Regions from separate parts of the Mus musculus genome. Here all the other regions are linked to region 1. Evidence: chromatin loops called from intact Hi-C (ENCODE). Cell type or tissue: gastrocnemius. All regions are shown on one strand.

Region 1 (8,000 bases):
ACAACAAAAAAACCCAAACCACATGTACCATGAAGGGCTGTGGGTGTTTTTAATGGTTATACAAATACTAACTAAAACAAAACAAAAAACTTTTATTTAGCATTTCAAGTTGTCCTCCAAATGCTACATTCATACATTAAAAAAATCTGTATCATGTATGTTTATGGGAGTGGTTACACATGTACCACAGCACCTGTGTCCTTAAAGGGCAACCCTGGGGTTGGCCATCCCCCCTTCCCTGTGTGTCTCATTTGTGGCCCCTCACTGTAGAACACTGGAGTTACAGCACACATGTAGCATATCTAGACTTACTTGGGTTCTAGGGATTGAACTCAAGTCCTCAGGCTTGTGGAGGCACTTAACTCACTGAGCATGTCTTGAGCCTTTGCATGCTTCTGTTAAACAGTATCCGACATCTAGGTAGTTTGGGGGTTAGATGGGGAAGGGGGCAGGCACAGGTTCTGTGGCCGTTGCCATAACAAATCTATAGACTACAAAAACAAACAAAACCAAAAAAACCAAAAAGTAAACTAAGTTCAACCACCACCAAAGCTGGGAAAACTGCTCTTAATTGCAAAGGCACAACACTTAGAGGTGGTTCAGTAGCCAGGAACCTGTCATAGGAGTGGAGCTGCAACTAAAGTGAAGAAGGCCAGGTGAGCTTCAAGAATGAGCCCAATAATGTGAGTAACCAGTTTCAATTGTTGGAAACAGGACCTCAAAGTAAAAGTGGGAGTATGTTGTGCGTGGGCCTAAGTGGTCAGGACAGCTTAGCCCTGACAGCAGGTGTGTGTGCTTGGCATCAGGGCAGAGCTGAGCTCTCACAGCAAAGCTGATCTGGCTCCAAGGCAGCATCTCTCGATGACTTCCACACCTCTAGCACTTATGTTACTTTGGCTCAGTGGTGACAAGTGCTTGTTGCTCTTGCATAGGACCTGAATTTGGTTCCCAACGTCCACATGAGACAGTTCACAACTACGTAGCTGTGAGTGACTGCAGCTGGTTACAGAGGGCTCCAATGCCTTCCTCTCCCTCCATGGACACACACACTTTAAAATAGAAAAAAAAAGTGTTATCACTTACAATTTTAAATGGTAAATGTTGCCCTAAACACTACATTCACATGTCTTGACTCAAAGCCAAGAACCAGCAATTGTATGGAGTACCACACACTGAGACTCCAAGCACAGAACCTTAGGACAGCAGGCTAGCAATTTAGCCATGGACTGTGACAGGCCCAATTCATGCCACATTCTGTAAAACCACTTAACCTGTCCCCAAATCCTTTCCGAGTGCCTTCACTGAGTTCCAGACAGACAGAGTGAAGGAATACCCTCTACCCTCAGGCTCACACTATTACTTACTTTTGTCAGTGGGGCAGAGAATGGGCACAACCACAACACTTAAGTGGATTGTTTCATCAAGGAATTTAATATTGACCTAACAGAATTCTAAGAAAACCACATGGCTAGATGGTTAAGCATCCTGCCCTCCTTTTTAGAAACCTAACTTCTAATTACTAGAAACAAAGATCTTCCACTAGGCCTCTCTGAAGTACATTTTCAATGTTTAGAATTTTGTCTATTCAGCTTGAAGGATCTTGGAAAGAGAAGAAATGAGACACTGTCTTTAAATAATATACATTTGCAACAAGTGAAAAGTTTACTGAAAACTTTTATTGTAATCAAAAAGTGACATAACGGGGCTGTAATGAGTTCAGCAATCATTCTGCTGATATTTTTGAACTGATATCAGCATTTGCCAGGCAATTAAAAAAATTCAAATGTGAAAATTTCACAGTACAGTAAACTCCACCCCAACTAATTAATGGTGGTTAAAAATAATAGGCCCTAGCAAAACCTCTCATGTTCCATGGTCACAACTCACAATTCTGTACAAAAGTTCGTTATAAAGCTCTGATGTAAAAATGAAATAATCAAGCAGCAAATACTTTTAAGTGCAGCACAGGGTCTTCCATTCATTATTTACAAGGCTGGAATCTCTTTACATTATAACAGAATTTAATACAGATGACTTAGTAATTAAGTCAATTAACACATCCGTCCTTCACACAGTGACAGATCTCACTTTTTGGTCATCTTTCTCCTTCTCCTTGTCTTTGTTCTTCTTGGCCTTCTTCTTCTTGTGTTTGTGTTTCTGGCTCTTCTCCACGTCGCCGTCGGCGCCTGCGTGCTTCTTGTGCTTCTTGTGCTTTTTATGCTTCTTGTGCTTTTTCTTCTCCTTCTTCTTCTTCTTCTTTTTGCTGTCCTGGCTTCCGGCTGAGCTGGCACTGCTGCTGTGGCTTCGGGTCTGGCTCCCGGAAGGGCTATGACTTCTACTTGGACTAACACTGGGGCTACTTTGGCTCTGGCTCCTGTCTGCACCTGGCTGGCTGGCCGTTGCTACAGTCAAGCTCTCTTTCGCTTTCTCTGTTGTTTTCTCTTTCAAGTCCTTGGAGATACTGGCAACAGCTTCTTCTTCCTTCACAGACACATTACTCTCACTGTCGCTCTCATTATAATCTGGTTCAAAGGCAGCCTCGTCCGTCTCCCGGGTCAGGTCAGAGGAAAGCCTCGAGGAATGGCTCAGCTGGGGTTTCGGCTTGACGGCGCTCTTCTCCACCTGCCCAGCAGCCAGCTCCTTCTCCATGGGAGGGTCTGGCGGGTTAGGTATACATGGCAGTTTGCCACCACTGGACTCTTTCCCATTGCGAGCTTCAGCAGCATGCTTCTCCCGCTCCTTCCCAGAGTTTTTATCTACAGGCTTTGTCTCTTCACATGGGCGTTTAGTTTCGTAGGGGGCTTTATGATCATGAGGCTTTTTGTCTCTTGGGGGGCTAGAATTACTTTTTTTTGACTCGGCCCCCTTTTTAGGTAAATCTCTCTCCTCCCTCAGCTTGCTTTTCTGCCCAGACAGAGACTCTTTGCCCCGGGGAGGAGAGTCTTTTCTCCTTGCTAATTCACCTCTCTCGTCTCTTCGCTTGGAACTGGAATAATCCCTGCTGTCGTAGTCCACTTTCTTGTCTCTACCAGGAGTGAAGTCTTTATTTGAGGAACCACGAACAGACTCGTGCTTCTCTGAAGTCCTGGTCTCTTTGGAAGACTGAGAGAGAGTCTTAAAATGTCCCTGCTCACTCAGGCGGTCCACAGTGCTCTCCTTGTCTGGCTGGGCACCGCTCTTCCTCTTGTCAGGGTTGTCCTTCTCCGACCCTGAGTGCTCCCGGTCCTTGGCTCTGCCCTTCTCACTGGACGCACTGCCCTTTGAGCTCCTGAGCTCGTGCTGCATCAGCTCGTGGCTCGCCTCCTTGGGAAGCTTCTGCAGTTTCTCGGGCTGCTCGCTTTCCTTCTCGGTGTACTTAGCCGTAGCCGATGGCTTAGTAGTGACATTTTTTATAATACTCGATGGTTTCCCTACACTCTGTATAGGTTGTGTGGTTTTAACATCTTCTTCTTCAGACTCAAAGTCATCTTTATCCCATTTGGACTGAGGAACCTGGATCATAATTATAACATCTTCAGCAGGAGCTGTGTTATCATTATTATATTCCTCCATAGTTTTAATGACTGTTCGCTTTGTATCTGTCTTTTCTTCAGATTTCCTCACAGGACTGCCTCCAGTTGAACTTGTACTAAAACAAATGAATATACTTTTAATTAATAAAAAGTTTACTACTAATAAAGCATTGGTAAGTAAATTTTTTAAAAGCTAGCTTAAAATAGGTTGTCTTTTTAGCTTTAAAAAGTTTATTATTCTGCCCTAAGAAAGACACACATGATCAAACTATAAATGACGTGGTTCACCTCTCCCCGACTTGAAACAATGCTGCAGACTCCTAAGAACCTAAGTTACACACACAGATAAGATCAAAGGCTATCATTTCCCATAGAGGACACTCGTCGCTGTTGCCCCACCTCCCACCCGGGCCTCCGTACCTGGTGTAATCCACAAGCGTGGAGCTGGAGCCTTCCGACCCAGCTACTTTCCGTTTGGCCTTTCCCTTGACTTTTTCCTGTTTGATTTTGCTAGATGTTGACTCCAATTTTTCAGAGGGTTCTTTTGTAGTAGATGCATTTTCTGCATTTCCAATTTTTTTTCCAGTTTCTCTGTTGAGTTTGATTTTTTTGGCTGGAGTAGTTGATGATGCAATCTTGTCCTTTTCTGGGGTCCTTTCCAGCTTTTCAACATCACCTTCCATTTTCCGTTTTGGTGATGGTTTCACTATTTCTGTTCCTTCTACTTTAGAGATTTTCATTGAAGACGACTCAAAATCTTTATCTACACTCTTTTCTTCCGTTTTTCTCTTTCGTTTTTCTCCCTTGCTATCAAGTAGTTTATTTTTCTCAGGCTTCTTGGCCTTCTCGTCCTTACTGGCTGGCTTTTCTGACTTGATGTCTTTGGAACAGTCCTTTTTGACCTTCTCGTCCTTGGCTGGCTTTGCCTCCTGGTGTTCTTTTGCAGATTTAGAATGGGCTTTTCTAGGGGTTCCAGTGACCTTCTCATCCTTCTGAGAAGACGAGGAAGGTTTTACAGAGTCAATCTTTGTAGCCTCCTCTTTGGCTTTTTTGAGTGGCGGCTCAGACCGAGGAGACTTTTCACGGTCTCCATCTACCTTTTCTTGAGGTCCTTTAGAAGGTTTTAAAACATTGTCTTTCTTGGCTGTAGCAGACCCGTCACTTTTCCGTTTGGTCTTGTCACTTTTTACTTTTGGCTTATCCTTTTCCCTCTTGTCTTTGTCAGATACTGACTTGAAAGTGATCGATTCTGCGTCCATTGGCTCATCCCTAACAGGTGTAGCATCGTCTCTGCTTGGGAGAACAAACAGTGTATCTGTCTTCGTTTCATCAATCCCTGACGATTCCCTGCATTTCCTAGACGTCTCCAGTAGCTCTGGGTTCAGGAAGCTCTCACTCTCTTCCCCCTTTCTTCGTTTCCTGTGTTTCTTATGCTTGTTCCCTTTGCCGTCTCCTGGAACATTCTCACTCTCCTTCTCCTTCGATTTTGGATTATCTTTTGCATTGTGACTGTCCCTTGTTGAAAGCTTTTCTGGATAGTTGCCACCTAGATTTCTATTTCTATGACTTTGTCCAGCAGCATAGTCTTCTCTGCGCCCTCTTGTAAAGGGTGAATTTCTGATATTAAGAGGTAAGAGTCTCTCTGGAGAAAAGTCCTCTCTATTGGCTGAGGGTCTAGGTTGAGCTCCCACCGCGTACCCTTTGTAGTACTTCTCATACCACTCTCGGTATTTCCTTTCCCATTCCCGGTAGCGTTCTTTCTCAAATGGGTCTCTAAAGTCGACACTCCGCCCATAATAGGCTTTGATGTCATAAGGGGGTGGAACTTCTCTGTATCTATTAAAATACTCACGCTCTGTTTCTCCTTGAGGTACATTGCGTTTAGTGGGAGACTGTCCCCTAAATGCTTGAGGAGATCTGGACCGTGAGTGGTATCGTCTATAGGGAGGTGACCTTGACCTAGATCGGTGGTATCCGTGAGATCTGGACCGTGAACGGTAATTGCGGCTCTTGCCTCTGCCTCTCCTGGGGTATGGGGGTGATCGTGAATAGGAGCGAGAATGTGAGCGGCTGAAGGACCGAGAGTAAGAGCGTGAACGTGTTGAGCCAGACCTTGACTTTGAATAAGTGTATGAACTTCTTGAATACGATGACCCACTATAGGGAGATTTAGACCTAAAAACAAAAGCATAGTTGATGGTTGAGAGATATAAACAAAGTAAAAACAGACAGTCTAGTATTCTTTTCTCACGGTTTTATCTTTCTTTGCATCAAGTTTTGTCTTAGATGATTAAAGAGGTGCAGTGACCTCTACTGGAATGGAATAAATACACAAGTCACTTAGTACAAAACAAAAGCCAAGGCTTGACATCAGAGTGGAGTGCATTAATGTACCGTGAGTTTTATGAGCTATTAACATCAAACAAATGTCAATTAAATTTAAATTTCACTTCCTGTCTGATTATTTAGGTAGGAATCTATTTTTTTTTCTTACACTAGCCAACAGTCTAGCTTTAAAAGGAACCACATTTTAAGTGTTAAATCTAAAAAACAAAGTCTTTAAACAAACTTCCAGGGAACTTCTGTAATTTGTTTTTCTTTTCTAATAATACAGCAAGGGGTATTCTACCACTACTTTTTAAAATCGCACAGGTTAATGTTACAGCAAGAAGCTGTAGCCTTATGGCAAAGGCCCTCAGAATACTCTCTGGCTAGCCCCCTATGTCTTTCCTTCCATAAACATTTCCCATTATATCAGATTATGAATAACTTCAAGGGACAAGGACAACTTAGTCCCCATAAATTCTAATTCTACACAATAGAGTTTACACTGAGATTATTTTAATGGACATATTAGGGAATAAGCTGCATCTCCTCCATTCTATAAAACTAGACCGAATCAGAAAAATCTCATAAGTGCAATGTTATTTATATCCATAGGTAATCCCTGGATATTCAAGTCCCATTTGTAATTCTGTTGTGAAGGCTTGCAAAACACTAACCTGGAAAATGAGCGCCTACGCTCCTTTTGAATCTTTTTGTATTCCATCAATTCCTTAGCAAAATCATTTGTAAACTCATCTAGCTTGGACTTTTTCTTTTCCCTAGTAAAATAAAGTTAAAGAGTGAAAGTTAACAAAAACCATTTAAGAAAACTAACAAGACAAATGTAATTAGATCATGAATGAAATGAATGAAATTGCCATTAGTTTTCTACTTTAAAACTATGAATAACTAGGTATCCCTGAGGAAGTTGCTTGTATGGCTTTGGTTTAAATTTTAGGTGAATTTTCTTTACTAACTGGAAACACTGGAAAATGTTTCCAAAATACCTATTTAATGTTATATCAGAAAATGAAAAAAGTGTATGGTAATTTCAAACTAAAATACTCACTCTTCCTTTAGCCGTCGTTGCTCTCTATAGAATTCTTCCCTGGACAAAGGAGGTGCTTGTGTTGTAGGGATGGTATTTGAATGGGCAGTCTGCACTCCTGATGATACCCAAGGTGTTGATATATTGGCAGGAGCTGGTGGAAACCCTGGAGGAGGGACACTATATCCTGCTGGTGGAGGCTGGCCAGGAGGAAACTGAGGAGAAAACTGTGGGGGAGGTACACCTGGAGGAAGAGGAAGTGTATGGGGAGGAGGCGGATACAAAGGAGGTGGTGGAACGGGCACAAAGACTGGAGTTGCTGGAAGTGATGGGCCTTGAGTCCTCTGTGATCGTTCGCTGTGGTGTCGCCCGCGGTTTATACTTCTGGAGAGATAAATTCCAAGGTATTATACCTTTACATTAAATTCATCTGAGATAAATGAGGCTTTCTCTTTCTGTTTATAATTATTTTCCAAAGTGCAAAAACTGGAATAGAATCAATTACTCCAGTACAAATGCAGTTAAGGTGTATTTGTACACATTAGCCCTACAAGACAGGTAGGATGATACAGGTCTACAGTCTCAACTACTCAGTAGGCTGGACAATCACTTGAGTCTTTGAGTTTGAGGCCAGCTTGGGTAATAAATAACCAAGAACTTGGCTAAAAACAAAAACCTCTCAATTGTATTTCAAAATCCTGGACCCTCTGAAAAATTAGCCAGTGCTCTTAACCACTGAACTACCCCTCAAGCTCCAAGATTCTAGTAAGGCCTTTATCAATCGACAGAAAACGTCTTGAAGGATGTGACAGATTAACATGGCTGCAACCAATATATTTCTCCCTGAAGATGCTTTTCTAGACTCAAAGGTCCCCCCCCCCCCCACCCCCGAGACAGGGTTTCTCTGTGTAGCCCTGGCTGTCCTGGAACTCACTCTGTAGACCAGGCTGGCCTCGAACTCAGAAATCCGCCTGCCTCTGCCCTCCAAGTGCTGGGATTAAAGGCGTGCGCCACCATGCCCAGCTCTAGACTCAAAGTTTACATTAACAAAAACCACTGCAACTTCCTTTTGGAGGAAGTGGGTGAAACCAACAAAACGGAATCGTACTAATTCC
Region 2 (8,000 bases), 170 kb before region 1:
AAAAACAAACCAGGAACAGGAAATGGTATTTACTGAAAACACATTTGTTAAAAAACAAAACAAAACAAAACAGAGGACACCCCCACACACACACACAAAACCTTTAATCCCCTATTTCAGAATGATCAGCCCCCACCTAGTTATCTGGAACCATTACTTTGGCCAGGCTGCACCACCTACTCCAGCCCTGCCCTCCTTCACCACTCTCAGGACTTCTTGCCCCTACCAAGAACTGCCTGGCATTTCTGACTATGGTTTGAGATGTCTGTCATTTACCAAAGTTTATTATGCAATCCTCTGATCCAGGTGACTACATCGTGAACCTTAATAGCCCCCTCTTGATCGGGCTTTGAGAACACAGACGGACACCAGCACCACCTGAGACATGCACAGAGACATGTCCCTTAGAGGGATGTCACAACTCACTTTACTTGGTTGTGCTCATACAGTGCAGCACCAAGAGCAGGACTGCTCTCTTCCACTGAGTGAGGGCTCTTTCAGACAGAGCGGGATACAAGCAGGACTGTTTTATCAGTGATAAACACAGATCAGAATGCCTGACTTTTCTCTCACCTCCAGAAAGATCCATCTTATTGCTCTGTACATTTTCTTCTGGTGAGTCTCTCTGAAGTAGGAAAAGGTAACGTGTTAGCAGACTTTACCAAGCAAAACAAAAAGACCTTTCCTTATTTCCTCATCTAAAATGCAAGCAGATCATGAAGTTTCTCTTTTTAAAATTTGTCTGTATTTCTGTGTGTTTGGCACAGACATGCAAGTGCATGCAGAGGCCAGAACAGAACTTCAAACTCCCTGGAGCTGGAGTAAAAGTGGGTGTGACTCTGCTCCACAGGGACTGGAGTAAAAGTGGGTGTGACTCTGCTCCACAGGGACTGGAGTAAAAGTGGGTGTGACTCTGCTCCACAGGGACTGGCCACAGACCCTGCTCCTGTAAAGAGGAGCAAGTCCTCTCAACCACAGAACTGACTCTCCAGCCCTATTTTTAAAAATATTACTATGTTTTAATGTATTTTTAAGATGTGCTCAAAATTTATAAAATTTAAGAATTAAGTCTTGCTGGCTAATTTTACTCTAATCGACATATTTTAAAAACTTAAAGATGAGAAATGATTTTTTTAAATGTATTATTCATTTTATGTAAGTATACTGCTGCTGTCTTCACACACACCAGAAGAGAGAATCAGATCCCATTACAGATGGTTGTGAGCCCCATGTGGTTGCTGGGAATTGAACTCAGGATCTCTGGAAGAGCAGTCAGTGTTCTTAACTGCTGAGCCATTTCTCCAGCCCGAGAAATAATTTTTAATAAAATAAAATAAAACTGGGATAAACTATGAACCACTACTAAAAAGGGTATTATTTACTGCTAAGAAAAGATACTTACCGAAAAACTGATATTTGAAAACTGTTTAACGAATGGATTTATCCATGCGTCCTCTTGTTTGTTTCCGCCTTTCATCATTCCCTTTGTAAATAAAAGAGTAGAGAAGATGCCATGGCCATCTCTAATTATCTGGACATTGTGATGGACTAGTAAAACTTCAAGACAATTCCCAACTCTCATTTTTAGCCAATATTTTCTCCTTCAATCAACTCTTATTTAGAGGTGTTAACAATTAAATAAATAAACTCATTTGATTTTCAACTTCCTTTGCTCCAGGCCTCTGGTATAGCTGTAATGTATAGAGAGGTCTCTAAAGGCAGGCAGTCAGAAGGAAAAGACAAAAAGCAGTGGAGGAGCATGGGACATCCCCACCTCACAGATGGACTGTGCTCCCTGACCCATGTCATCATTTAGGTTTTTGGATTTCTCATACCAAAGTAAAAATTAGCATGGAGATCCTCAGCCTGTCCTAACAAGCCAATTTAGTCCATAATTTAATCATGATATGAAGGAACACTTTACTGAAAAACCAACATCTTTCCCAAACACCCACTAAATATTTTCACACAATAGTGTCTTTAAAGGTTTCCATTTGTGCTGCTAAAAACACAGTATCCTGAGCAGCAGTTGAGCTGCTGTGGTGGGCTGAGCAGTACAGATAGTATACTGAGAACTGGCAACAGTCACAGAGCGAGGCTGGAAGCCACAAAGACCTAGGCCTCACATTGATGTGATGACCATAGGACCGTCTATCTTAGTGTATTAATGTCCTTTCCCAAAGCTATTACCTGTTCCTTCTGACTGTGAAACAGCACAGCTTAACTCCCTGCAAAGGCAGATCTCTAAAGCAAGCACCTAACCCTCTGCAAAGATTCTGAAGGCGTCTCTGATTCCTGTTTCCCCTTTCCACTTCCTCCCATACTCTGAACAACTGCCAACCTCTGCCCCTTCTATTCTTAAATGCATTTCTAACTCTTCTTCCTTTCCACCTGGGATGATGTAGCAGCCTCTTGCGATCCCTACCTCTGGTTTTCTCTTACTTCAACTGATATTTCACACCAATATTAGACAGCTCTCTTTGATTACGTTTTAAAAAGTCATTGAAGTTGCCTTCTTGTAAATTTCACTGGCTCCATACTTTGTCAATAATAAAGTTTCTATTTATCCTTCCTCTAACTACAGAGCCAGCTTTGTCTTTTTTTTTTTAAGAAATCTTTCGGTTCTATCAAGCCACCCCAGGCATCTTCTACATCCCAGCACACTTGTGCTTGCCTAATGCCCCACCAGAGACTAGGAGCCCCCGAAGGGGCTGCTCTTCAGTGTATTCAAACCCCAGCACCAAGCACAGTACCTGGCACACAGCAGAAGCTAAATAAGAGTTTGCAGTTGCTCTCTAAAGATTTTTACTAGTAGAAACAAAGGAGAAAGAGTAAAAAGGCTACACACCCTTTCCCTTCTCCTTTTTTTGCCACTCAGACCCTGTAAGGAAAGACAAAGTCACAAAACAGCATGGTCCAGTGGGAAGAACAAGGTGTTGAATCGCAAGACCTAAGCTCATCTTTGCTCTGTCACTTACTACTTAAGCAACTTTGGGTCAGTCACCACCTTTTCCAGTCTCAACTTCCTCCTCATTATCCTATCTCAGAAGGTTGTGAGGATCAAATGGTTCATGTAAAACATGTACAAGCACGTCATTAGCTACATGGCCAGGCATCGGTAGGCAAATCCAGCCAAATGAAAAAATTATAAAATGAAATGGCAGGTCCTAGACTTTGAATCCCAGGATTAAAACGGACCAACCTTGGCCTGGAGTTAGGCCAAGTACCCACCAAATATATGACTTTTCAAGGTCCTCAAAAGGTAGTCATTCTCAAATAGGGTGATGAGGACATTTTAGAGTCATTTGTGAGACTGGACACCTATTTTGAAAGATGTCCCCAGGAGACTCTACCTCCAGCCCCCAGTCCCTAGTATCACTATTCCCAGGACCCAGTCGTTCCTAAACCTGGCTCAACATCAGACATATCTGCCGAGCTGGTACAATTTCCAAAACTTGAAAAGGCCTCAGGGTATGTCAGACTATGTTTTGAACAAATGCAACCCATTTCTCATGTAAAGCCAGGTATGGAAATTCTTCCTAGGGATTTTCATCACAGGACCTTGAGAATGAGAAAGGGACAATGATGTTAGTGAATAAACAGAATGGTGACTTTGGGTAAGGGGAAGGCTGGGATTCTGGTGAGGAGGTTAATGAGATGGAGACGAACTGGCGGTGAAATGGAGAGTCAACATGGATTTGCCCTTCTCTTCATCCTCACCACTGCTGGTACCATGTGGGGCTTGTTGCCCCAGGCAGTACTGGTGGAGCTGAGGAGGAGAGAAATCCCGAGCTGTAGCAGTGGGGAGAAAGGAAGTTCCCATGGTCTTATGTTTTTCTAGGGAGCTGCCCATTCAAGAGGCTATCCCTAAGTTGGGGGCTGCCTGGACTGTACTGACTGCCATAAATGGGCAGATAGATGAATTGTCTGTGGGTAAACTGCCTTTGAGATTTAAAGTTTCAAGAGCAAAGCTCCTGAAATGTTTACCTTTGATGACATTTTCTTGGTATATGGTGGCCAATTTAAAGATGAGTTAAGCTCTTGAGATGAGTTACTGTTCCACATTCCAATCTCTACATCCTCCTCCTCTTCCCAGCCAGTGGGTCGACTTCCAGGCAATGGCATATCATCACCACACCAGCCATCTTGCATAGATTTGGGCCCTGATTTGTAGATTTGTGATAACAAAGACAAACAGAAGTTAAGGAAAAAAATTCTCCAAGATGTCAAGCATGTTTCAAAGTACAGGGACATGCAAGCTAAACCAAACACACCTTTACTTCTCAAATACATGTAATAGAAAAGGTATAGTTAGACTACATTGAAAGTCACTGGGAAGAACTTATTTTTATTAAAATATCCAATGAACCTTTCTATGTCTTCACAAATCTTAGGTTTTCTAATCATGGGCAATAGTGGTTTCTTATGCATACCTATTTGGTCTTTAAAATGATACAAAGGACAGAGGCAAATGAGACAGAAAAGATATTCTATACTATACTCTCTATAAGGCTGTTCAAAGGGTACTGAAGCCACAATAGAACAAACATCTATCTCTACACACAGTCTTTGGGGCTCCTACAGTCTGTCCTGAGCACAACAGGGTAGAGGAACAATATTCATGTGCATTCCAGGGCCCTTCCCATGTAAGATTTGATGGTTTGGACATGTGTCTCACATTATACTATCTAGTCTCTCCAGCTGAATGGCATGAAAGCTGCTAAATTCAGTTTTAAATAATCCAACAAGAGAAAGAATTTAGATTTGGCGGAGGATGTGTAAATTACTAGTAGTCACTTTTGAGAAATACATTAGTGGTGATAAGTTAGGAGCACTAGCCATCACTTAAATGCAGCTTATGAGTTATCAGCAGCACCGCTAACATCAGATGACTTACCAGATTTGCTTAATGACTGTGGACCAACAGAGCTGGAGCCCCACGTGGATGCATTGGATGCTGCAGTAATGGGTTCTCCCCAGCTGGGACCACTGTCTATGGGCTTGCCCCAGGCTGAAGTACCATTATCCACAGTTGTGGCTGGAGTAGAAGGCTCTGCCCAAGGCTCACCCCAGCCTTTAGAAAGTATGGGAAAAGAAGTCATCAGCATAGATATTAGGAAGCACCTCAATTAAAGACAAGGAAGAGGACTTGGGAAATGAGATGAAGAATTTCACATCACACACTGAAAAATGATGCTGTGACAACCAAGAGACATATTTTGTGGAGAACACAAATTATTCTGCATTAATATAATTGTATAATGTTTTAACCTTTTCTTTCAAAACTGCCTTCTTGGTGTTAGGGCAGACTCTTTTCATTATAGCAAATTATTTTCCTAAAAATGTCAGGTTCTTCTGAACCAAAGCTTGAGAGCTGAGGCAGGTGCGGTGTAAAGTTCCACTAATTACACTGTCCTGAAAGGACGCTCTTCCCACATCACTGCAGTGGAGAACAGCTGACTATAAGACTACCATCAGGTACACAGCCACCCTGCCTTTAACACATTGGAAAAAAGGTCTACACTTTCCCTAAGAAATAAGTATAAATCAATAGACTAGGCTTATATTTCAAAACAAAACAAAACAAAACCCCCACACAATTAGGCACTAAAAGAAGAATTCATGAAAACATTACCGGCTCTCTAACCAATGGAGCATTATTCAATAAAACTCCTGTTAACAAAGGCAATGTAGGGCTGCCACATTTAGAAAATGTTGCCCTATCAATTTACAGAGAAAAAACTTTGAGTACAGGAGAGCAAAGGTCAGAGTATACTAGAAAGCAGTGCGATGCTTCAGGTGCACACATTATCCAGTTAACTGAGGAGGTACTAACTTCATGCCTCAGTGAGAAAATCCCATAAGATCAAATATAATACCAAATATCTAGAGTACGGTCCTCAGGCATTTGGCTTTATTGTACTTCAGTAGTGAAACCACGTTGTTAAGGCTTGACTAAGAATACCTAAGTGTGTAAGTCTGCACTTAACCTCTTCTACTACATTCCTAACACAACAGAGCAAGACTCCACAAACCAGAGCTGTTGCCAGGTGAATGTCACCTCTAGGTCACAGCTGAAAGGTCTTGATGTGCATATCCAAGAGCCGTGTTACACAAATCTTATGACAGGCATGTCAACACAAAGCTTGCTTCCACAATACCTCTGCACTCCACACGGGAACGCTTACCAGAGCCACTGCTGGTCTCCTTGCTTGAGACGGCACTTGCGGCTGGCAATAGCCGGTGCATCTGCGCTTGCTGGTCTGAGCGGCCGCTGGCTTCCGGGATGTTTTTATTCCACATGTTCACATTTTTGTAGTTGTATTTGCTTGGATCTCCCCAAGCTGAAGTTCCATCATCGATCTCCATTTTTCTTCGTATAGATTCTGGGGATGGCTCCTCCCAGCCTGTGGGTTCTTCCTCCTTTGCTGGAGCAGGAATAGGTCCCCCGAGCCAGCCTGTACCAGGAGGCTTGCTGGTGGCTGGTGGGATTCCCCATGATCCAACAATGTCTTGTTGCTTGTTCCAATCTGGAGAACTAACTGGCTTTGATGAATCTCCCCAACCTAGAGACTGATTACACTTTGGAGGGTCTCCCCACCCCTGGGAAGAGTTCGGTTTAGAAGATTCATCCCATCCCGATGAGTTATTTGGATTTATATTATTTCCCCAAGTAAAAGAACTAGTTTTCCCAAGTTCGTTCCAACCAGAAATGGACCTGTCACTGTCACTGCCTCCTGAGCTGGATTTCTTATTGGCCTCACCCCAATGGTTACTCCTGGAAGATTCTCCCCAGTTATCACCGGCAGAAATGGACCAACCTTGGCTTGACTTTTGTCCGTCACCCCAGCCTTGTTTGCTCTTTTGCGAATCATTCCATGTAGACTTGTCTTCCTTGCAACCCCCCCACTGGTTGCTCTTGATCATTCCTGTAGCAGCAGAGTCATCTTCCCACCCCCCCTGGCAGTTTGAGCCTTTGGAATCTCCCCACCTCAGAGTAGGTTTGGGATCACCCCACCCTGATACAGATGAGGTATCATTACTATTAGGGCTAGTCTTATCTGTACATGCCCCTGAGTTAAAAGTCTGTGTTGCAGAGCTTCCCCAGGCCTCTGTCCCATTGTCAGTCTTTCTTTCCCCTCTTGGTGATGTCTCTGTATCCCAGGCAGTATTCTGCTTAATAGGAGTCTGTCCCCACCCAGAGTTGGATAGGACACGTGGATCTAAGTCAGTTCTGTTTACAATGCTTTGGAGTAATGTGTGCTGATCAATTTTTCTTCTATCTCTACTCTGACTTTCCCCGGTTACTTTTTCTTCAAGGCGTCCAGTGCTCTCTGCACTACCATCACTCTCCACTGTGCCTCCTGCTTTGGCCCACACACTGTTTTGCTCATTTGTCTGAGATGTGGCAGAACCCTGATCGTCTTCCTCAGTAGATTTCCATCCATTTGTAAGCTTCTTACCATTGCCATTTGCACTGTCATTGGAATGCTGGTTGCTAGGCAGTTTGTTCCACTCGACACTGGATAGACCAGTGCCAGTGTTCTGTGCAGGACTTCCCCATCCTCTTCGACTTCCTCCAGAATTTGCACCATTTCCACTTCCCCATGGTGAACTCTGGGAATTCACTGTCCCAGGCTCCCATACACCTCCCCCTTTATTTGTATTAACTTGAAAGTTAGTGCCCATAGGCCCATTTATGCCAGGCTGCATTAGAGTTGCATTCACAGTGTCACCATTGGCTTGGCCATTAGGGCCTGCACATTTGTCGCCAGAGTAATTAGAACCATAGGCACCCCATGTAGTACCGTAGGAGCCTCCAGTTTTTGACTCTCCATTACTAAGGTGAGAAAGGGAAGTGCCATTCATAACTGACGGAGCCTGTATCTGAGGATGATTCATTGTGCTCACACGCCAGGCCCCTGGATTACTAGTAGGCAGTTCATTATTTTGTACTGAACCGGAGTTTGGTAAACTAGAGGTCATAAAGTTAGTAGTGT
Region 3 (8,000 bases), 55 kb after region 1:
TCAAAGAACTCAAATCAACTGACTAAACAACAACAACAAAAAAGCCCACACAGAACGACCACAATATGGGGTGTGAGTGCCACGGCCAGTCTTAGCTCCTCCACGCACTCCACAAGGGCAATGGAGCAAGATATATGAACTTGTTGCCTTTCTGTCAAGTGGAATGGAAACAATGGGTCTTATTCGCAGGCCTGTCAGGGGACCACACAGTGTATATGCCCCGTTGAAGAGGGCCTCCATAGTGCCACTTCACAGAATTTCAGGACACCCCGAAAGCAAGTGTCACCGTCATTAATATTTATATGTGAGACCTGAGGAGAGGCAATGCCCAAGGCCATGGTACAAGCATTTCATTTGCCAGCACCTAAACACAACACACCAAACAACCTGCTCTGTCTCCAAATGCTCAGATGATGTTGGTCCAGTGGCTCCCTGTTACCATTGGCTTGGAACGATAACAGTGTATGTTTTGCCCAGTGATGGTGGCACATGCCTTTACTCCTAACAGAGGCAGGTGGATCTCTGAGGTGGAGGCCAGCCTGGTCTACAGAGTACATTTTAGGACAGCCAGGGCTACACAGAGACCCTGTCTCAATACATTTTAAGAAAAGGCTTAAGAACATGTTCTGCTTTACAAAAGCAGTCAACTGTTTACCAAGGTGGCTTCGGTGTGTCACTGTCAGTGATGCCACCACTGGGGTTGAAGTGTTCCACAAGCATTTACCTATCACAGGCTTGCTGGCCAACCAAGCCTGAGGACCACTGAAAGGTGGAACCTGTAGGAGGTGGAGCCTACTGGGAGAAAGTTAGGTCATGGGGGGCGGGTATCATTGAAGGGGATATTGGGGATTCCAGCCTTTTCTTCCATCTAAGGTGAACAGATATCTTCTATCACATAATCTACCATGGTATTCTGGGCTCTCACAGACCCTCAGTTGCTGGGCCAAGTGATCACAAATGGAAACTCCCGAAACCAGAAGCTAAAAGAAACCTTTATTCTCGTTAAGTTGGTTCCCTCAAATATTTTGTCACAGTAATAGAACAGTGAAGACGCTGGCTGTACATAGGACTCCCTCTGGTCAGTACTTGGTGTGGCCAGCTTTCCCCCCTTTACTATTCTTTTCTCTCTCTCTCTCTCTCTCTCTCTCTCTCTCTCTCTCTCTCTCTCTCTCTCTCTGTGTGTGTGTGTGTGTGTGTGTGTGTGTGTGTGTGTGTGTGTGTGATGAGGTCAGGGGACAAAGGGACATTTCGGAGTTAATTCTCTCTTTCCACCATGTGGGCCTGAGGATCCAGTCAAGCCATCAGCCTCCTTGGCAGGTGCCTTTAGCAGCTGAGCTATTTGATTTGCCCCTGTTACCTATTCTAACAAACACATAGGGGCAACTCATTGTGGTTACAATCTGAATTTCCCGAAAACAGTAACATTTTACATGGGCGGGAGAGCTGGCTCAGGAGTTAAGAACACCAACGAGTCTTACAGAGGACCTGGGTTCAGTCCCAGCACCACCATGATGGCTCATAACCAGCTGTAACCCCAGTCCCAGGGCAACTGGCACCTTCTTTTGGCTTCCTCACACACTGAATGTATACAGTACACAGATATACATGCAGACAAAATACTCATAAATAAAATAAATAGATCTTTAGAAAACAAAACAAAACAAAACAAAACAGAAGAACATGCCAGGAAAAGCAGGACTATTGCATATCCACAAAACTGGCAAAAGAAAAAGACACATTTTGTAGTATGTGAATTAGGCTGTAATAATGATATTATAAAAGAGAAACAAGAGCCGGGCGTGGTGGGGCACGCCTTTAATCCCAGCACTTGGGAGGCAGGCGGATTTCTGAGTTCGAGACCAGCCTGGTCTACAGAATGAGTTCCAGGACAGTCAGGGCTACACAGAGAAACCCTGTCTCGAAAAACCGGAAAAAAAAAATGAGAGAAAGAAACAAGACATTTAATGGAAAAAAAAAACATGAAAAATGATCAACCTTCTATGTCTGCTCCAGTTCCTGAATAATGACATGGAGACTATATTTATTTATAAGCTTATAGCTAGACATTGCTTCCCATTAGCTTGTAACTCAATTATCCCGTTTATACTGTCTAAGTTCTGCTACATGGCTGGCTAGTTATCGCTCCTTCTTTCCCAGTTTGCTTCTTCCTCAATGTCCAACTGGCTGAATCTCTCACCTCTGATTCCTTCCCAGAGTTTCTCTCTCTTTCTCTGCCCCCATCCCATCCCCAAGTCCCACCTTACTATTCTGCTTTTTGCTATAGGCCATAGGCTTTTTATTTTAACCAATCAGAAGGCGATGAGGAACACTGTTTACAAAATACTAAGGCAGGAAATGATTCACAATACCAAAATCTGTCCCATAACCAGATCTCTGCTGGTTCAGAAATCAGCATTTGAACAGTAAAAGGATAATTTTTATACAGTGCACAAAAACATTACTTCAACAGACATTTTTTTTTCTTTTTTGTTTTTGGGGACAAGTTTTCTCTGTGTAGCTCTGGCTGGCCTGCGCTTTGTAGACCAGGCTGGCCTCCAACTCACAGAGATCTGTCTGCTTCTATCTCCTGATGGCTAGGATTAAAGTCCTGCACCACCATGCCTGGCTCAAAAAGCAATCAACTTTTAAAATGATATAGGGTTTGTCTGAACAATGTCTGCACTTCATGTACCACATACCTTCTTCTGTATATTTTGTTTTTGGTTCCGTAGGCATATTCAGTTACAACAGCTGCGTTGTATATATTTATAAAAAAAGAACCTCCCAAAGAAAACCACTCAAAATTAATTATTCATACGAATAGTTTAAAAGCATGGCTGATTGTGGTAGCGCAGGCTAGTAGGATTTGGTGAAGGAGGCAGAGGTCAGAGGATCACTAGTTTGAGACCAGCCTGGCTGAACATCGTGGCACACGCCCTTAATCTTGGCACTTGGGAGACAGAGGCAGGCGGATCTTTGAGTTTAAGGCCAGCCTGATTTACAGAGTGAGTTCCAGGACAGCCAGGGCTACACAAAGAAACCATGTCTCAAACAACCAAAATCCAGGAGGCTGATAGGATGGCTCAGTGGTTAAGAGCACTGGCTGTTCTTCCAGAGGTTTGAGTTCAACTCCTGGCAACCACATGGTGGCTCATGACCACCTGGCTAAACAAACCAACCAACCACATGCCCTCTTCTTGCAAGCAGTTGCACATGCAGACAGAGGACTTACGCATAAGAAGAAAAAGTACATTAAAAAACAACAACAACATAAAAGTATTTATGTATTGTTACAGAGTGAGTTCCAGGACAGCCAGGGCTATACAGAGAAAACCTGTTTCGAAAAACCAAAAAAAAAAAAAAAAAGAAAAAGAAAAAAATTAAATAGTATGTGTGTTGTGAATGTGTTGTGTTTGCATGTGCTCACGAATAATATGGGTAAGTGGAGAGTTTAAAATTTTGAAGCAACCTGTGTCTCTTACCCCAAGCTCTCTCCATTTCCCTTTATTATGGGTAGCCTGGTGACAGCCTGGTATTTTTCTATTGGATTTGAAGTAACCTTTACAAGTGGGTGCTGTTGGGGCCCTCTAGTGGACATTCTTGAGATTGCTCCCTTCAGTCTTAGCTCTCCCTCTGGGTCCCTCTGTTATTTCCTATTGGAAAACATTTTCTAGGCACAGTCCTGTGGTTTGTCCTTACCCTGGGTTTCTAAGTTAAACCTGCAACCCACATTCAGGGCTGTGTCTGACCATCTCAGCCCAGAAGAATTAACTCTTTAGTTACAGGGTTACAAAACCCAGTTAAGGTTAGGGCTGGCAACAGTTTTATTCCTGGAGAGATGGTGTTTATATCCACTGTCATCCCTCTAAGTGAAAACACTGGGTGGGTATTTATGAATCCTGGCTCTCTGGAACTCTCTCTGTAGCCCAGACTGGACTTGAGTTCAGAGATTCACCCGGTCTCTCCAGTACTGGGATTAAAGGTGTGTACCACCACACCCAGCTTTAACACCTGTATCCAAAAACAAAAGCAAGCAAGCAAACAAACAAACCAAAAAAAAAAAACCCAACACCCTCCCGCCCCCCCCCCCAAAAAAAAAACCCAACCAACCAACCAAACAAACAAACAAAAATCCTACCCAGGTGGTGGCGGCTCAAGCCTTTAATCTCAGCACTGTTCAGGAGTCAGAGGCAGAGGATCTAATAGATGGAGTTCCTGGATAGTCAGGGCTCCATGGAGAGAGCCTGTCTCAACAAACAAACAAACCAACCCCCGGAGCCCTTATCTATCTATCTATCTATCTATCTATCTATCTATCTATCTATCTATCTATCTATCTATCTATCTATTTATCTATCTATCCATCCATCCATCTATCTATCGCTACAGAGTCTCTCTACATAGCTTGTAGCTCTGGCTGTCCTGGAACTCATTATGTAGACCAGGCTGGCCATGAAACTACAGGGTTCTACCTGTTTCTGCCAAGTGCTGGGATTAAAGGCATATGCCACCATGCCTAATGCCCAAATTTGCACATTTTATGTTTTGTTTGTTTGAGATTCCCCATGCAGTCGTGGAAGGGAGGCCTCCTAGGGAGCTTGGACTGGCTTATTTTATCTTCACTTAAAACATACCTCTTAGCCAGGCCTGGTGGCGCATGCCTTTAATCCCAGCACTCGGGAGGCAAAGGCAGGCAGATTTCTGAGTTTGAGGCCAGCCTGGTCTACAAAGTGAGTTCCAGGACAGCTAGGGCTATATAGAGAAACCCTGTCTCAAAAACAAACAAACAAACAAACAAACAAACAAACAAAATGTACCTCTTCAGTTAGGGTGAGTTGTGCACAACTATAATCCCAGCACAGCTGATACTGAGGCAGGAGGACTGCAGGTTAGAGGCCAGCCTGATTTACATAGTGAGTTTCAGGCCAGCCAGGGTTACACAGTGAGATCTTGTTTAAAAAAATTAATTAAAACTATTAAATGGTCTTGTCTTAGGGTTTCCATTGCTGTGAAGAGACGCCATGACCTAAGCAACTCTTAAGAGGAAAACATTTATTTTGGGCTGGCTTACAGTTTCAGAGGTTTAGTCCATTGTCATCATGGCAGGAAGCACGACAGCAGGCAGGCAGACATAGTGCTGGAGAAGAAACTGAGAGTTCTACATCCTGATCTGTAGGTAGCAGAAAGGTAACACATGTCACACTGAGCATAGCCTGAGTATAGGAGACCTCAAAGCCTGCCCTGCACAGGGACACACTTCCTCCAACAAGGCCACACCACCTAATAGGGACCTAAGGGCCAAGCATTCCCACAATGAGCCTATGGGGGCCATAGCTTTTCAAACCATCACAGGTCTCATGTGGCCGATGGCTCCCATATTGGACACCCCAGAAATTCAGCCATCATGTTGCTAGGTGCAATGAAGTCTTATCCTCACTCTGAGGCCCACCTCTGTAGGATGGACTAGGTTTTTTTTTTTTTTTTTCCTCTGAGAAATCCTCAAAGCATCCCCTATGGCGGCTGTACCACATTAGAGTTCCACCCGAGATTTTCCAGGACTTTAAGCTCTGTATCGCCGCCAACTGAACAGTACTTACTATTTTCTATTCTTTGTTGTTTTGTACTAGGCGTCTACATATGGGACATGGTATGTACTGCTATCTCATTGTAGACTTGCAATTTTAAAAATTACGTTTATTATCATTTGTGTGTGTGTGTGTGTGTGTATACAGGCATACGTGTGACCTGGCACATGTGCAGAGGTCAGGATACAAACCCGTGGGATTTAGTTTTCTCCTTCGACCTGTGAGTCCCGGGGACTGAACGCGTGTCTCTAGGCTTGACTGCAGGTACCTTTCCCTGCTGAGCCATTCCATTGCTGGGATTGGAAACATGTTGTTATGAAAAGGTTCTTAATCTGGACAGAGTTCTAACTTATCTACTTTGTTGTTGTTCTTTGTGCTTCAGTTATAACGTCTAAGAATCAGTGGGCGTGGCTGGCAATCTCTGGTTTAAACCTGTGGATACCCTATACCTGGCTTAGCAGCTAGAGGCACTTACTGCTAGGTTGAGAGCCATTTGGTTGAACAATAGATGCCACCAAGTTATTTTTTTTGACCTTCATACCTGCACACACACACACACACACACACACACACACACACACACAAAGAATCAACAAACAGGCCTAAGGACATAAAAATCTACCCCTGTGGCTAAGAGTTTCATAGTTTTAGTTTCTTTCTTTCTTTTTTTTTGGTTTTTTCCGAGACAGGGTTTCTCTGTCCTGGAACTCACTTTGTAGATCAGGCTGGCCTCGAACTCAGAAATCTGCCTGCCTCTGCCTCCCAAGTGTTGGGATTAAAGGTGTGTGCCACCACCGCCTTTGAATCATTTTTTGGTGATGTGTAAAACAGGCTGTGAACTTCACTTACTAGCGTGTGGATATTGAAGTGTCTCAACTTCACTGAAGGCGAAGTTCTTCCCCTTACTGCGTTGTCTTGATACACTTGTGAAAATCACGTTACCGAGGGGCTGGAGCAATGCCTCGTCAGGTAAGAGCACTGATGGCTCTTCCAGAGGATGCAGATTCTTTTATCAGCACTCACATGGCAGCGCACAGCCATCTCTAACTCCAGTCTCAGGGACTCTGACGCCCTCTTCTGGCCCCTGTAGACACTACATGCATGAGGTGCACAAACATGCATGAAGGGGGGAAAAAAAAACCAAACCAAACCAAAACCCATACACGTAAAATAAAAATAAATAAACCTGGAGACAAGATTTTCAAAAAAAAGAATGTTGCCTCACCAGGATGCATGGATTAACCTCTAGATTTTTGAATCCTGGTCCACGTTTTATTATCTATCTTTATATCAGTGTCCCTTGAGTGAGTTTTAAAAACAACAAACTTCGATTCCTTAAACTCAACTTTTGCTTTGTTTCTTCTTTTGACCTGGTCTCAGGTAGCTCAGGTTGGCCCCATACTCCCTCTCTCTAACTCTATTCTTATATATTTATAAGTAAAGATCACTTGGATCCTGACCCTCCTGTTTCCATCTCCGGAGTCTTGGTGTTCCAGATTTGAGCCACCATGTTCTGTTTGAGGGTTTTCTTTGTAAAGAATTCAGTTACTCGGGGGCTCTTCTCATTCCATGTGAGTTTTAGAGTCAAGTTTCCCACATTTGTCAAAAAAAAAGTTGTGGAGGGGCTGGTGTGACGGCCCAGTGGGTACTCTGCTTGTTCAGCAAGCGTGAAGGCTGGGGTTTGGACTCCCCCAGCACACACATCAATACCACATGGGCTTGATGACCAGTTTATAACCCCAGCACTGGGGAGTCCCCAGAGCAGGCAAGTCCGGGGTCAAGTGAGACACTGCCTGGATTGAGGAGCTGGAGAGTGACTGGCACCCGTTCTATGTGCACCAACGAATGCACGTGCCTCTGTACAGGTGAGAAAAACACACTCACAGTCCACTCACACAAATATGTACAGAAAAAGGTTGTTGGGCTTTTTGTACCTATTGCATGCTTGGGTAGCCCTGTCGTGTTTTCTGTTTCACTAATGCCAGCCTTGTTTAATTTATCTCACTGACATATTAGAGTTTTCAGTGGCCGATTTTCATACCTCCTGGGTTAAATTTGTTCCAAAGTGTTGTATTCAATTTGATGCTATTATAAGTGGAATTGTTTTCCTAATTGAGTTTTCAGGTTACCCGGTGCTGATGTATGGAAACACAGCTGACTGCGTTTGTGTGTCCTGCTGCTACCGCGTACACTTGCTGAATTTATTAGCACTAATAGTTTCTGTGGTGTGGGAATTTGCAGGATTTCCTACAGCGAGGTCACTAATGTCTAAAAATGATGATACATTTATGTAAATGAATTATTTATTCCAGCTAGCCCGAATAAAAGGTACAAAATCCTGATAATTTACAAGCTCTAAGCCCAGATTGGGCAGGCTGTGAGCTATTCTAACTTAAATCCCAGTCAAATGTCCCT

The links. A loop is a pair of places that touch in the nucleus more often than their neighbours do. Peaks named below come from ENCODE experiments on the same cell type or tissue, not always from the same donor. Only the 100,000 strongest peaks of a DNase experiment are listed, where the experiment ranks them.
Region 2: a loop joins it to region 1, with 2.0 times the contacts of the local background. A loop is called at or near these places in 20 of 42 quality-filtered maps.
Region 3: a loop joins it to region 1, with 2.4 times the contacts of the local background. A loop is called at or near these places in 2 of 42 quality-filtered maps.

Annotation. Positions count from the first base shown.
Region 1 is chr7:122,996,212-123,004,211 of GRCm38, reverse strand. Rbbp6 (retinoblastoma binding protein 6, ubiquitin ligase) reads right to left here. Exons shown (of 18, transcript NM_011247.2): 15 at 6,907-7,269; 16 at 6,515-6,616; 17 at 3,933-5,687; 18 at 1,640-3,628. The coding sequence ends at 2,068. Among named protein-coding and RNA genes, the nearest start is that of Rbbp6, 30 kb to the right of the region's middle. In gastrocnemius, a CTCF peak has its summit at 5,847 (motif pointing left); DNase peaks (open chromatin) are centred at 2,347, 2,672 and 3,232; H3K27ac peaks cover 971 bases.
Region 2 is chr7:123,170,307-123,178,306 of GRCm38, reverse strand. Tnrc6a (trinucleotide repeat containing 6a) reads right to left here. Exons shown (of 24, transcript NM_144925.3): 6 at 6,189-8,000; 7 at 4,898-5,074; 8 at 3,988-4,163; 9 at 2,849-2,881; 10 at 1,403-1,483; 11 at 574-625. Among named protein-coding and RNA genes, the nearest start is that of Slc5a11, 41 kb to the left of the region's middle. In gastrocnemius, no CTCF peak of the experiment used is centred here; no DNase peak of the experiment used is centred here.
Region 3 is chr7:122,940,956-122,948,955 of GRCm38, reverse strand. No RefSeq gene overlaps it. Among named protein-coding and RNA genes, the nearest start is that of Gm39083, 9.1 kb to the right of the region's middle. In gastrocnemius, a CTCF peak has its summit at 3,597 (motif pointing left); DNase peaks (open chromatin) are centred at 3,593 and 6,611; H3K4me3 peaks cover 127 bases.